Regions from separate parts of the Homo sapiens genome. Here region 2 is linked to region 1. Evidence: chromatin contacts called from ENCODE Hi-C or POLR2A ChIA-PET data. All regions are on one chromosome and are shown on one strand. The core of a region is the stretch at or near the end of the contact, and the rest is flanking DNA. Distances in the headings are between cores, read along the strand shown.

Region 1 (5,739 bases), core at 1,498-3,997:
TGAACAAAGAATCCTGGCATCTGCCTTCTAAAGTATTTAAAGTTCATGTAGCATTGTACATTTCACATGTAACATTTCACACACAGTATTATCATATCTAGATTCATAGCCCTATTATTTCTGTTATGCTAGAATTTAATTTCTCTGCAAACTCAGAAAAATTTGTTATGGTGCTCTAACCAACTATCTTTCTATCTGACTTTATCACCTCTCAATCCTTTAACCAATTAAACTTGCTTGACTTTATCAAGACCTTCCATTCCCTTTAGCCTTCTCCATTCTTCTAAACTATCAGTCTCCCTCCAGAAATTACTATCATGCTCACTTCGGCAACATATATACTAAAATTGGAACAGAAGTTACTTTCTTTCTTACTAAGATTACCCGTGGATCAGTATTTCAACAAAATTGACCAGTACCCTCAACTTCCTTTCCCCTTAACCTTTCAAAGCATTCGATGTGCCAATCTCTAACTACGGAGAATTCCAAAATACACCTGCTCTGTTCTTGTTCTTGGCCTGCTACTACAGCTGAATAAAACTGCAGGACAAGCATTGATTTACAATTTCCCAGTTCAGCTAAGTTCTTGACACTACTCAGAAAAGTCTCTTGCTTGCATTTTAATTCCTGTCCCCTCAAGGTTGCTGTTTCAAACTTCTAGTAACCTTCTTTTTTATTTATTTTTATAGAGACAAGGTCTTGCTACATTGACCAGGTTGATCTCGAACTGACTTCAAGCGATCCTCCTGCCTCGGCCTCCCACCCAAAGTGCTAGGATTACAGGCATGAGTCACCACACCCGGCCATCATAAACCTCTTTAACTTGCTGTTCCATGCTGATTTCCTCACACTAGTTCAATAACCTTGTCTCCCAGTTCACTCAATTGCTATATCCTCAACTTTTTTTTTCTTTGCCTGTCCTCATTTTCTTCGTCCTATTTCAGGTGGGGATTTAGTCATCAGTCCTCTTCAGGACCTTGCCACCATAATTCTCTCTTCTCACATGTAAAACTTCATGTGAGAAAATCCCTAGTCTTCTCTCCAAATCTCATGGATATATAAATGCTTCCCAAACAACAAAAGTTCTCTCCACCTTTCCATATAGCTACCCTCTCTATCCCTTTGTTTTTCAAACTACTTACAAATGTAGTGTATGTATCGCTTACCTTCAGTTACCTCTAATTCAGGGTTTCTCAGAAATTAACAAATACCTCCTTGGGGGAAAACTGCCAACTACCCCACCCTGACCTTGTCACGGTTTGCTGCTCTAATTTTTATGTTCCAACCCACTTCTATCTGTCTTCCTCCTCCCTTCCGTCCACTGCACTGAAACTGTTCTCAGTAACTTTACCAAACTGCCATTTGTCAGGTCTAGTCCAACTGTATCCCTTTAGTCCAAATCCTAATGAATTCTCTAAGACAAAGGACAAATTTTCCACTCCCCTTGCCCCACTTAAAATTATCACCTCCTAATAAGCAAATTACCAACTCCTCCTGGTTGTCCTCAGACCTTTCCACTACTTACTCTCAAATTTCCTTTCTGATTCTTCTTTCTCTGACCAGCTCTTAGAGTCCTGTCTTCATTCTACATGTCTTTGTCCTCTCTGTGTATGGTTTCACTTACACTTAAGACTTAATTATAACATATAAAATGACTGTCAAATCTATTTTCAACCCCTAACCTCTTTCTTGAGAACTCTAGAAACAAATTTTCAGCTAGATACTGAACTCTCTACAGGCATCAGAAATGCAACTTATCCCAAATTAAACTCATTTCTCCAGAGGAAGGAGAGATATATTTCACTTCAATATCCTTCAGTCCTTCATTTAATGACACCTCCATCTATCCAGTCACTCAAGTCAGAAAAACATAATGCTCCACAAGGCATCTTTAACTGGAAACACACACTCCATCCTAAAATCTTTCAACCAAATCTGGGCAAATGTAACTTCTAAATGTCTCTAAAATCTGTTCTGGAATGCCATTTTTCCTTCCTCCTGATAAACTCCTATTCATCTGTTAACAACCCAATGGACACCCCATCTGAGATCCCCTCACCTGGTGGTTAAAACTGACTTCAAAAAGTTCCAGCCAGTTGTGGTGGCTCATATCTGTAATCCCAGCATTTTGGGAGGCTGAGATGGGTTGATCACCTGCAGTCAGGAGATTGAGACCAGCCTGGCCAACATGGTGAAACCCCATCTCTACTAAAAAAAATACAAAAATTAGCAGGGTGTGGTGATGAGCGCCTGTAGTCCCAGCTACTAGGGAGGCTAAGGCAGGATAATCGCTTGAACCCAGAAAGCATAGGATCCAGTGAGCCAAGATTGTGCTGCTATACTCCAGACTGAGCAATAGAGTGAGGCTCTGTCTCAGAAAAAAAAAAAAAAAAGTAGTTTCTAGTTTGGTGGAGGATATAAGTATAAAATAATTACCTAAGTACAAAAATAAAGGTACATGAAATTGTTGTAGGATCATGGCACAAGGAATCAGAGCCTGTATTCTACATATATTCATTAGATGTATATGTGCCAGGAACTGTTCTGGGCTTTAAGAGATAAAGAAAATAAAGTTTCTGCTCTACATTCCAACTGAGAGAGAAAAATGCTGAGGAAGAAATAAGTAATATGAGAAATGGTGACAACTGCAATGGAGAACAATAAGCAGAGTGAGAAGGAAAGGAAGAGGGAAAGGCAGGGCTGTTTTTCTGAAGTGGTCAGGGAAGGCCTCTCTAACAGGTGACATGTGCACAGCTATCTGAAGGAAGTGAGGTTAGAGGCCACATCACTTCCTTCCCAGTAATTAGTTTAGTGAGTGGCTCACAGGACTGACTCAACAGATGTTTGCTAAAGGAACAAATAAACAAAAATTATATTTCTGATTTAATGTGCTTGGCATTTACATGTAAATATTTCTATTCTGTTTTTATAGCAAAGATGAAAAATTATCTGTTAAACATCAAAAACAGGGACTGTAACTATTATAATTAAATCTTTACTACATGGATTTATGAATCACGTACTTTCAATGTAGGCTAACTAGCTGGAGAGCAATCAGGAAAGAAAATGGGACTACTCAACTAGGGGGTGTCTATGATTAAGGTCTTAAGTTATGGAGCAGCTGAAAAAAAAACACAGCTCAACTTCTATGAAATCAACTTGGCCAGGTGTGGTGGCTCATACCTGTAATCCTAGCACTTTGGGAGGCAGAGCCAGGAGCCTAGTACAAGACCAGCCTAGGCAACATGGCAAAACCTTGTCGCTACAAAAAATACAAAAATCAGTCAAGCACAGTGGTGCAAGCCTGTGGTCCCAGCTATTCCAGAGGCTGAGGTGGAGGCTGCAGTGAGCTGAGATTGTACCACTGCACTCCAGCCTGGGAGACAGAATGAGACCCTGTATTTAAGGGGGAAAAAAATGGCTCAGCATGGTAGCTTGGTCTTGTAATCCTAGCACTTTGGGAGGCCAAGGTGGGAGGATCACTTGAGCTCAGGAGTTCAAGATCAGCCTGAGCAACATAGTGAGAACTTGTCTCTAAAAAAATTTTAATAATAAAAAGAAACCATTATACAATGATTTGATCATTATACAATGCATATATGCATTAAAATATCACACTGCATCTCATAAATATGTATAACTGTCAATTATAAATTTAAAAATTAATTTAGAAAAAAAAGCTCAAAATTACCTAATTACAGAGTTACCTCTAGAGTAACATTTCTATAAAGAAGTTCCTTCCAGAGGAGAAATTAATATTCTGCAGAACATTAATACTCCGCCATGCACTTTTCTTCTTTTTCACCTGTATCGTCCTATCTATTCAGTGTCTCCAATTAGTTCTCTGCAATCCTAAATTTCATGTTAAGTGTTTTAGAACCCTTGAAGAGATTTTTTAAATTTCATTTATTTTCTTGGCTGCCAAATTAACTTCATGCACTGTTTTTCAAACTCTTAAAACCTACTCCTAGAAATGGAACTTCTGACAATGCTACTTGAATCCAGTTGAATTCCTTGCATTTTAGATCACTATAAACAAGGTTTCCCAGGACTTGAAGTAAAATATTTTTTTTAACCTTTCATCTAACTTGACCACCTTACTTTACCAGTTTATTTTACAAAGAGGAAGTTCAAGTTGTTATGTAAATCCAAGATTACCATGTTTTTGTTATTACTGTTCTAGCTTATACACATAGCAGCTATGGGAAACTGATTTCTAAATCAAAAGAGTGTCACTGGCACTTTGTGTTAGAGAGGTTGATGGGAAAAGACAAAAGAAAAGTAGGAGGGCAGTCAGAAATCTGCTTTTCTTCTTCAACAGCAGAGGTTAGATACTAACATAGTAAATTTTGCAGCTTTGAGAGCAGTCATTTTAGAAGCTTGTGCCAATTCAAGATGGTGGTCATCATTAGAAATACCCCAGTGCACCTCCCTTTATTCAACACATTTACTCAGCAAACATCTGAGCTCCTACTATATGTACCAGGTACTTACTAGGCACTGAAAACTCAGCAATAAAAGACAATTTCTATCCTTAATGATCTTTGCTCTGAAAGTAATACATAAAAGAAATTATTTTCCATAAAAATACTGAAAAGTCAAAGTATGTAAGAAAAGTTTACTTTGTATATTCTTTTCTCTTTTTTCCCCAGACAGTCTCACTCTGTTCCCCAGGCTGGAGTGCAGTGACACGATCTTGGCTCACTGCAACCTCTGCCTCTTGGGTTCAAGTGATTCTCCTGCCTCAGCCTCCCAAGTAGATGGGATTTACAGGCATGTGCCACCACACCCGGCTAATTTTTCTATTTTTAGTAGAGACGAGGGTTTCACTGTGTTGGCCAGACTGGTCTCAACTCCTGACCTCAGGTGATCCACCCACCCCGGCCTCCCATAGTGCTGGGATTACAGGCGTGAGCCACTGTGCCTAGCCTGCATATTCTAATGCTCAGTCTTTGCCTCTCGTTTCTCTATTTGCCTTCATTAGGTTCGTGCTGCTGCCACCACCTCCCTCGAACAGGTACGTCAGGAGGAAGAAATTCCCTACTTGTTTACCACATAGCATGAACAATCACTCAGATTGTCTCCAAAATATGAGTAGAATTTTCCAGTAGAGAATTAGGGAAAAGGTCTATAGCTTTCGAAAATTGTGAAACACCAATCTACTTCATCTTATACAAAATATCCCTTCAAACATCTGAAAGCAGCTATCACTTTTTCCCTAAGCAATTCTCTTTCAAGCAAAGTTCCATGTTTTCTCCATCTTCTTTTTAAAAATACATATCATAGGTCAGCCGGGTGCAGAGGCTCACGCCTATAATCCCAGCACTTTGGGAGGCCGAGGTGGGTGGATCACCTTGAGGTCAGGAGTTCAAGACAGCGTGGCCAACACGGTGAAACCCTGTCTCTACTAAAAATACAAAAATTAGCCAGGCGTGGTGGTAGGTGCCTATAAACCCAGCTACTCGGGAGGCTGAGGCAGGAGAATTGCTTGAACCCAGAGGCGCAGGCTGCAGTGAGCCGAGATGGTGCCATCGCACTCCAGCCTAAGCAATAAGAGCAAAACTCTGTCTCAAAAAAAAAAAAAAAAAATCATCATAGGTCAAAATGTATATATATTCTTACCATCACAGCCCCTTTATATCTGAGGCTCCCAAGTGTTTTAATCATGTCCTAGTCAGTCAGAAGACAACCCTGGAGACCTCCTTTCCCATATTTTCCCACCTGTCCACTAGAGAAAAA
Region 2 (5,723 bases), core at 936-3,435, 61 kb after region 1:
TTTTGAGACAGAGTCTCGCTCCACTGCCAGGCCAGAGTACAGTGGCACAATCTCGGCTCACTGCAACCTCCGCCTCCCAGGTTCAAGCGATTCTCATGCCTCAGCCTCCCAAGCAGCTGGGATTATTAGGCACATGCCACCACGCCTGGCTAATTTTTTTTGTATTTTTAGTAGAGACAGGGTTTTGCCATGTTGCCCAGGCTGGTCTCGAACTCCTGAGATCAGGCAATCTGCCCACCTTGGCCTCCCAAAGTGCTAGGATTACAGGTGTGAGCCACCGCGTCTGGTGGTAATTTTTCTATTTTTGGTAGAGATAGGGTTTCTCCATGTTGGCCAGGCTGCTCTCGAACTCCTGGGCTCAAGTGATCCTCCCAAGGTGCTGGTATTACAGGCATGAGCCATTATGCCTGGCCTAAAAACTCTTCTTCTCAGAGACATTGGCAACTAAATGGCTGATTATCAGACCTAAACCACAAGGATGGTAGCAACAACAATCCTAGCAAAAAACCCCAGGCCAAGGCACATCCAAAAAAGCACTTTTGATATCGCTGGCTTACTGGATCAATGCACCCCTAGATTCTATTGCAACTCAAATTAAATTCCTTTGGGATTACCCAGAATGAAGACGTCTTAAAAAGGTCTCAGACCTCAAACTAGAAAGTTTTCTGATGATGAGACTAACTAATGAGTTTAGTAATTGCTGTAAACTAGTCACTAAACGCTAAAAAATTTTAAGTTTCAGCTTCGTTAGGCTCCTGGTATTATGAATTTTACATGTTAAGATAATTCCAGTATCTATCTTCTTTTATCCTCTTAGCAGCCATTCAAAATCCATATTTTTTACGGTAATGTAAATCCATTAGGCACAGACTAGAAAGTGCATTGAGGGATCAATCTTACGGTGAAACAAACAGAGACTAAATGACCTTCTCCATCTCTGATTTCTCTGATACATTAGTCTATTATGCCCAGCCTAAACTATGAAAATATTTTTTCACCATTCCAGAATAGAGAAAACAGTACATAAAGAAAAGTATTGGACACCCCAAAGTACCACTGGGAACTAATTCCATATCATAAACGAAGAAGCTCACATCACAGTTATGGAAGAACTGAGAAATGGTTGGGGCTGGGGCAAGCATGGTCAGTGTGCTTTATTTATCATTCATTGCTTTCAATTACATTTTCAACTGTTTTCCTTTTAAATTTCAAACAATATTAAATAACTTGTTTTTAGTAAGGAAGACAAATACCCACAAAGTGATGAATAACCTACGAGGTAAATAATTCATAGTTTTTAAAGATTCACTGATAACTGGAACAAAAGCTATCATTCACGTTGCTTTCTATTCTGTAAAAGAAGCCATTATGCTGAATTTGTACAATATTATCTACGATTAACAACAAAGGTCTGATAATAACAATGTTGATCGAGGGATAAAGGGAAAAATAAGAGCTTTTGCTTCTTAGGGAAGAACACTCAAAAGCAGACAATAGCTAACCTAGCAGATTTTCTCTATTGCAAAATAACCATTTTCTAAACAGACTAGTAATCAAAAAAGTTTTAAAAAGTACTTCCATTTAATCCCACTGTGAAAGAACTCAAGAACCATATTTCACTAAAACTGAAAAACTAGCTAAAAAGCAACTCACTCCAAAATCTTGCCTACTTTCTAATAAATACAATGTCAGATGCCTTCAAAAATATGTAACATTTATGTTACAATTATATTGCTTTAATTGTTGGCCACTTTTAAGTAATTCATTCTAACTTCCCCTCCTCCACCACTTAAAGCTCTGCAAATAGTCTCATCTGTGCTACTTAAGAATTAACTTAATTCTTTTAAAGTAATTCAGATCATTAGATTTATCACATTAAACAGGTATTTTGACAAAAAAAAAATTCTAAAAGATTACTTTCCTACTCTTACAAGAAGACAGTGTTTTTATATCCTGATTTACTTTTGCTTTATACATCATAGCAGTTTTGAATTAAAAAGCAAATATATACATACACACTTATGAAACAAACCTGACCACTCCATGCACAATACAGATTGCACAACAAACTCCAATTGTGGTTGATCATGCAGTCTAAAATCCTGAACTGGGCCATGACTGCCTATAGCACAGTCTGCATCTCTTCTCTGACTCAGCTTCTGTCAGCAGAGCAGCGGGGTTACGAGAGCTCTGCAGTGATGTGGTCCACAAATAAGATCTTCCCCTCCCTTTCCTGTCTAAGCAGCAATAGCTAACTGGCAGAACGACATCATCTTCCCAAATGTAGTTCCCACCAGTACATTTAAATTATTAGATCATGAAGGAAAGTTTTCATAAAATTCTTACTGAGTATTTAACATTATTTAATTTGTAAAAGGTTATTGCTTTTTCCTTCTTTTCTGGGCATCTTTAGTCATTCAATGAAAACACAACCTGGGGAGGTGGTATATAAATCAATCAACTATGCTGGCTCCGGTCCACAGCAAACAAATTCCAACACAAGGCTGTGCCATCATCAATGACGCTCACACTGACTTGATCCCAAGGGTACCAAAGGGTACTCCGTCCTTTCTTAACCTCTCAGTAGCGCCACACAGAGCTAACAACTCCTTCAATGGCTCTCATCCTGGGTACCACAGTTCCAGTCTCTTTGTTCTCTTACTACTTCTTTAACTATTACTTCTTTGCAAAAGGCAATGTAGCAATGTGAGAAAAGCCTAGATCTTAATAAGACAGATGTATGACCAAGGAGGCTAAAGACTTATCCTTTAAGCTTCAAATCATTCATTTGTAAGATGGAGACATACCTTCACGAGGTTTAATCTGAAATAACATCTGTAACATGCTTAAAACAGTGTCTAACAGATATCTAATAAATGATTAATAGTTTCAAGATGATCACCCCTTTCTGTCTAAATCAGAATTCTATCCTTGACCTCCCTCTAATTTCTTACACTTCCATAGGTGAAGTCACCTCAACCTGTGATTTTAACTATGAATTATTTCTAAAGCCCTCTTCAACACCACCCTTTCTCCCAAGCTCCAAATCTGCGTGACTAAACACTTGCTAAGCACATACACCTACATACTACATGTCCAAAACTGAATTCATCACCTTCCCTCCAAACTTGCACGACCTCCTCTATTCCCTAATCTGCATAGTGGCTGTACAACTCATCCCCCTAGTCACCCAAACAGAAACCAGAGTCATCTTAGACTCCTCCTTCCTTACCTCTCATATCTAGCTACCAAATCATGTCACTTCTCCCAAAACATATAATGAACTGTCCTTTTTCCACTCCACCGGCACTGCCTAAATTCAGACCCCCATCAACTTTCTCCTGGATTATCACAGGGCATCTAGTTGGTCTCCCAAACATCCTGTCACCCCTCTCTGGAATCTTGTCTGTTCAGGACTAACAAAAGCACCTTTTAAACTAAAAGCTAATCATATGACTACTCTATAAATTCCTTCTGTTGCTCCTTTCTGCCTGTATACAGCAGTGTTTCCCAAGTATGTTCCTACTTGTTTTATAGGATGCAGAATATAAACTACAGTTAAGTAAAAAAAAGTCTTCAATAGCAAAATAAATTTGAGAGAAGCTAGGTTAAACAATGCTGCTGCTGGAAGCTTGCCAAAGGCTAAATATAAAGATCAAATTCAAAGTCCTCAAAATCTGAAAACTGAGGCTACTGAAAAGCTTGTTTCTAACTAGTTCGCCTTGGTGGCTGGTTTGTCGGCCTCTGTCCGTCCCTTAATTGGTGGTGTTCCTCAGATTCTGGACTTTGACCCTCTTCCCTCCCTCAATGACCTCATCAACTCCCAAAACTATAATTACCATAGATGCTGGCTTAATTGAACTCTGCCTAACTGACTTGCTAGACCAACCAAAATTCTTGATTTCCTGGCTAATTCTTGAATACTGGCTGATCCCATGGCTCAACTCTATTATTATTATTTGTACAAATTTATGGGGTATCATATGCAATTTTGTTATCTGCATAGATAGTGTAGTGGTCAAGTTGGCTTTTCGTATATTTATCACCCAAATAACACACACTGTACCCATTAACTAATTTATCGTCATTCACCTGCTCCCACTCTGTCACCCTTCTGAGTCTCCATTGTCTATCCTTCCACTCTCTACACCCATGTGTACAAATTTTTAGCACCCACTTATGAGCGAGAACATGCAATATTCAACTTTCTGTGCTTGGTTTGTTTCACTTAAGATAATGTCCTCCAGTTCCATCCACATTGCTGCAAAAGATATAATTTCATTCTTTCTTATGGCTGAATAGTATTCCATGAATAGTCTTCCATTCCAAATATACCACATTGTCTTTGTCTATTCCTCCACTGATGGACACTTAGGTTGATTCCATATCTTTGCTACTGTGAATAGTGCTGCAACAAACATACAAGAGCAGATATCTTTTTGATAAGTGGATTTCTTTTCCTTTGAGTAGATTCCTAGGTCAAATGGTAGTTCCATTTTTACTTCTTTAAGAAATCTCCACACAGTTTTCCATAGAGGTTGTAACAAAGAAAAGAGAGAAGACCCAAATAAAAAAATCAGATATGAAAAAGGAGACGTTACAACTGATACCACAGAAATACAAACGATCATCAAAAACTATTATGAACAGCAATTATGCTCACAAACTAGAAAACCTAGAGGAAATGGATAAATTCCTAGAAACATACAACCACTCAAGGTTGAACCAAGAAGAAATAGAAAACCTGAACACATCAATAACAAGTAGCAAGGCTCAATCAGTAATTTAAAAAAATCTCCCAACAAAGAAAGCTCAGGACTAGATGGATTCACAGCCAAATTCTATCAAACATACAAAGAACTAAAAAGAACTAATACCAATCCTCCTGAAACTGTTCTAAGAAATCAAGGAATAAGGAATTCTCCCTAACTCATTCTATGAGGCCAGTATCACCCTGATACCAAAACTGGAAAAGGGGGCGGGCACTGCGTCTCATGCCTGTAATCCCCGCACTTTGGGAGGCTGAGACGACAGGACAGCTTGAGCTCAGGAGTTCAAGACCAGCTCAGGCAAAACAGTGAGACCTCATCTCTACAAAAAAAATTTAAAAATTAGCCAGGTGTGATGGTGCATGCCTGTAGTCCCAGCTACTCAGGAGACTGGACAGAAAGACTGCTTGAGGCCAGCAGGTCGAGGCTACAGTAAGCCATGTTCATGTCACTGCACTGCAGGCTGGGTGACAGAGCAAAACCTTCTCTTAAAAAAAAAAAAAAAACAATCCAGACAAGGACACAACAACAACAACAACAACAACAAAACCCTACAGACCAATATCCCTGACGCACACAGACACAGAAGTCCTCAACAAAATACCTGCAAACTGAATCCAACCGTACTGCAAGCTCAACTCTTACAACTGGGAAGATAATCTAGACACTCAATTCTGCTCCCAACAAGTGACATTCAAGCTTAACATAAGTCAGTTTTATTTTTGCACATATCTCTTTATGTCTGTTTTGTGTTTGGTAATAATGTAATGTAGATGGTATGGAAACTGATGAAATATGGGTAAAAACAAAAGTTGTTCTTTCTGAGAAAACTAACTTGAGTACATTGAAAGGACTCAATAAAGGCTGTTGCTCACTTCTATATTTTTCCCTTCCTGGTCTTGTAGCTGAATAAGCTACAGCTAGGGAGAATATCCAGTATCTCTAGATATAAAT

Evidence for each region. A loop is a pair of places that touch in the nucleus more often than their neighbours do. ChIA-PET counts read pairs that join two places held with the same protein, here RNA polymerase II (POLR2A). Pooled maps may share reads with other maps.
Region 2: a map of astrocyte of the cerebellum shows a loop between it and region 1 (6-fold over the local background). The contact joins two enhancer-like sites. A Hi-C loop is called at or near these places in 8 of 168 maps with a recorded cell type or tissue (GM12878, astrocyte of the cerebellum, esophagus squamous epithelium and 5 more), 26 of 37 single-sample maps with no recorded cell type and 13 of 50 pooled maps. POLR2A ChIA-PET finds 5 or more read pairs at or near these places in 4 of 52 experiments (AG04450, GM10248, GM12878 and 1 more).

The regions. Positions count from the first base shown.
Region 1 is chr10:24,643,209-24,648,947 of GRCh38, forward strand. The region is part of intron 4 of ARHGAP21 (Rho GTPase activating protein 21); the gene reads right to left. Among named protein-coding and RNA genes, the nearest start is that of ARHGAP21, 78 kb to the right of the region's middle. RefSeq lists a silencer at 2,706-2,795. Within about 2 kb of position 2,748, at least 3 of the 41 ENCODE cell types and tissues checked have a DNase peak (open chromatin) inside an H3K27ac peak, as active enhancers do.
Region 2 is chr10:24,704,480-24,710,202 of GRCh38, forward strand. All of the region lies in intron 2 of ARHGAP21 (Rho GTPase activating protein 21), which reads right to left. Among named protein-coding and RNA genes, the nearest start is that of ARHGAP21, 17 kb to the right of the region's middle. Within about 2 kb of position 2,186, at least 3 of the 41 ENCODE cell types and tissues checked have a DNase peak (open chromatin) inside an H3K27ac peak, as active enhancers do.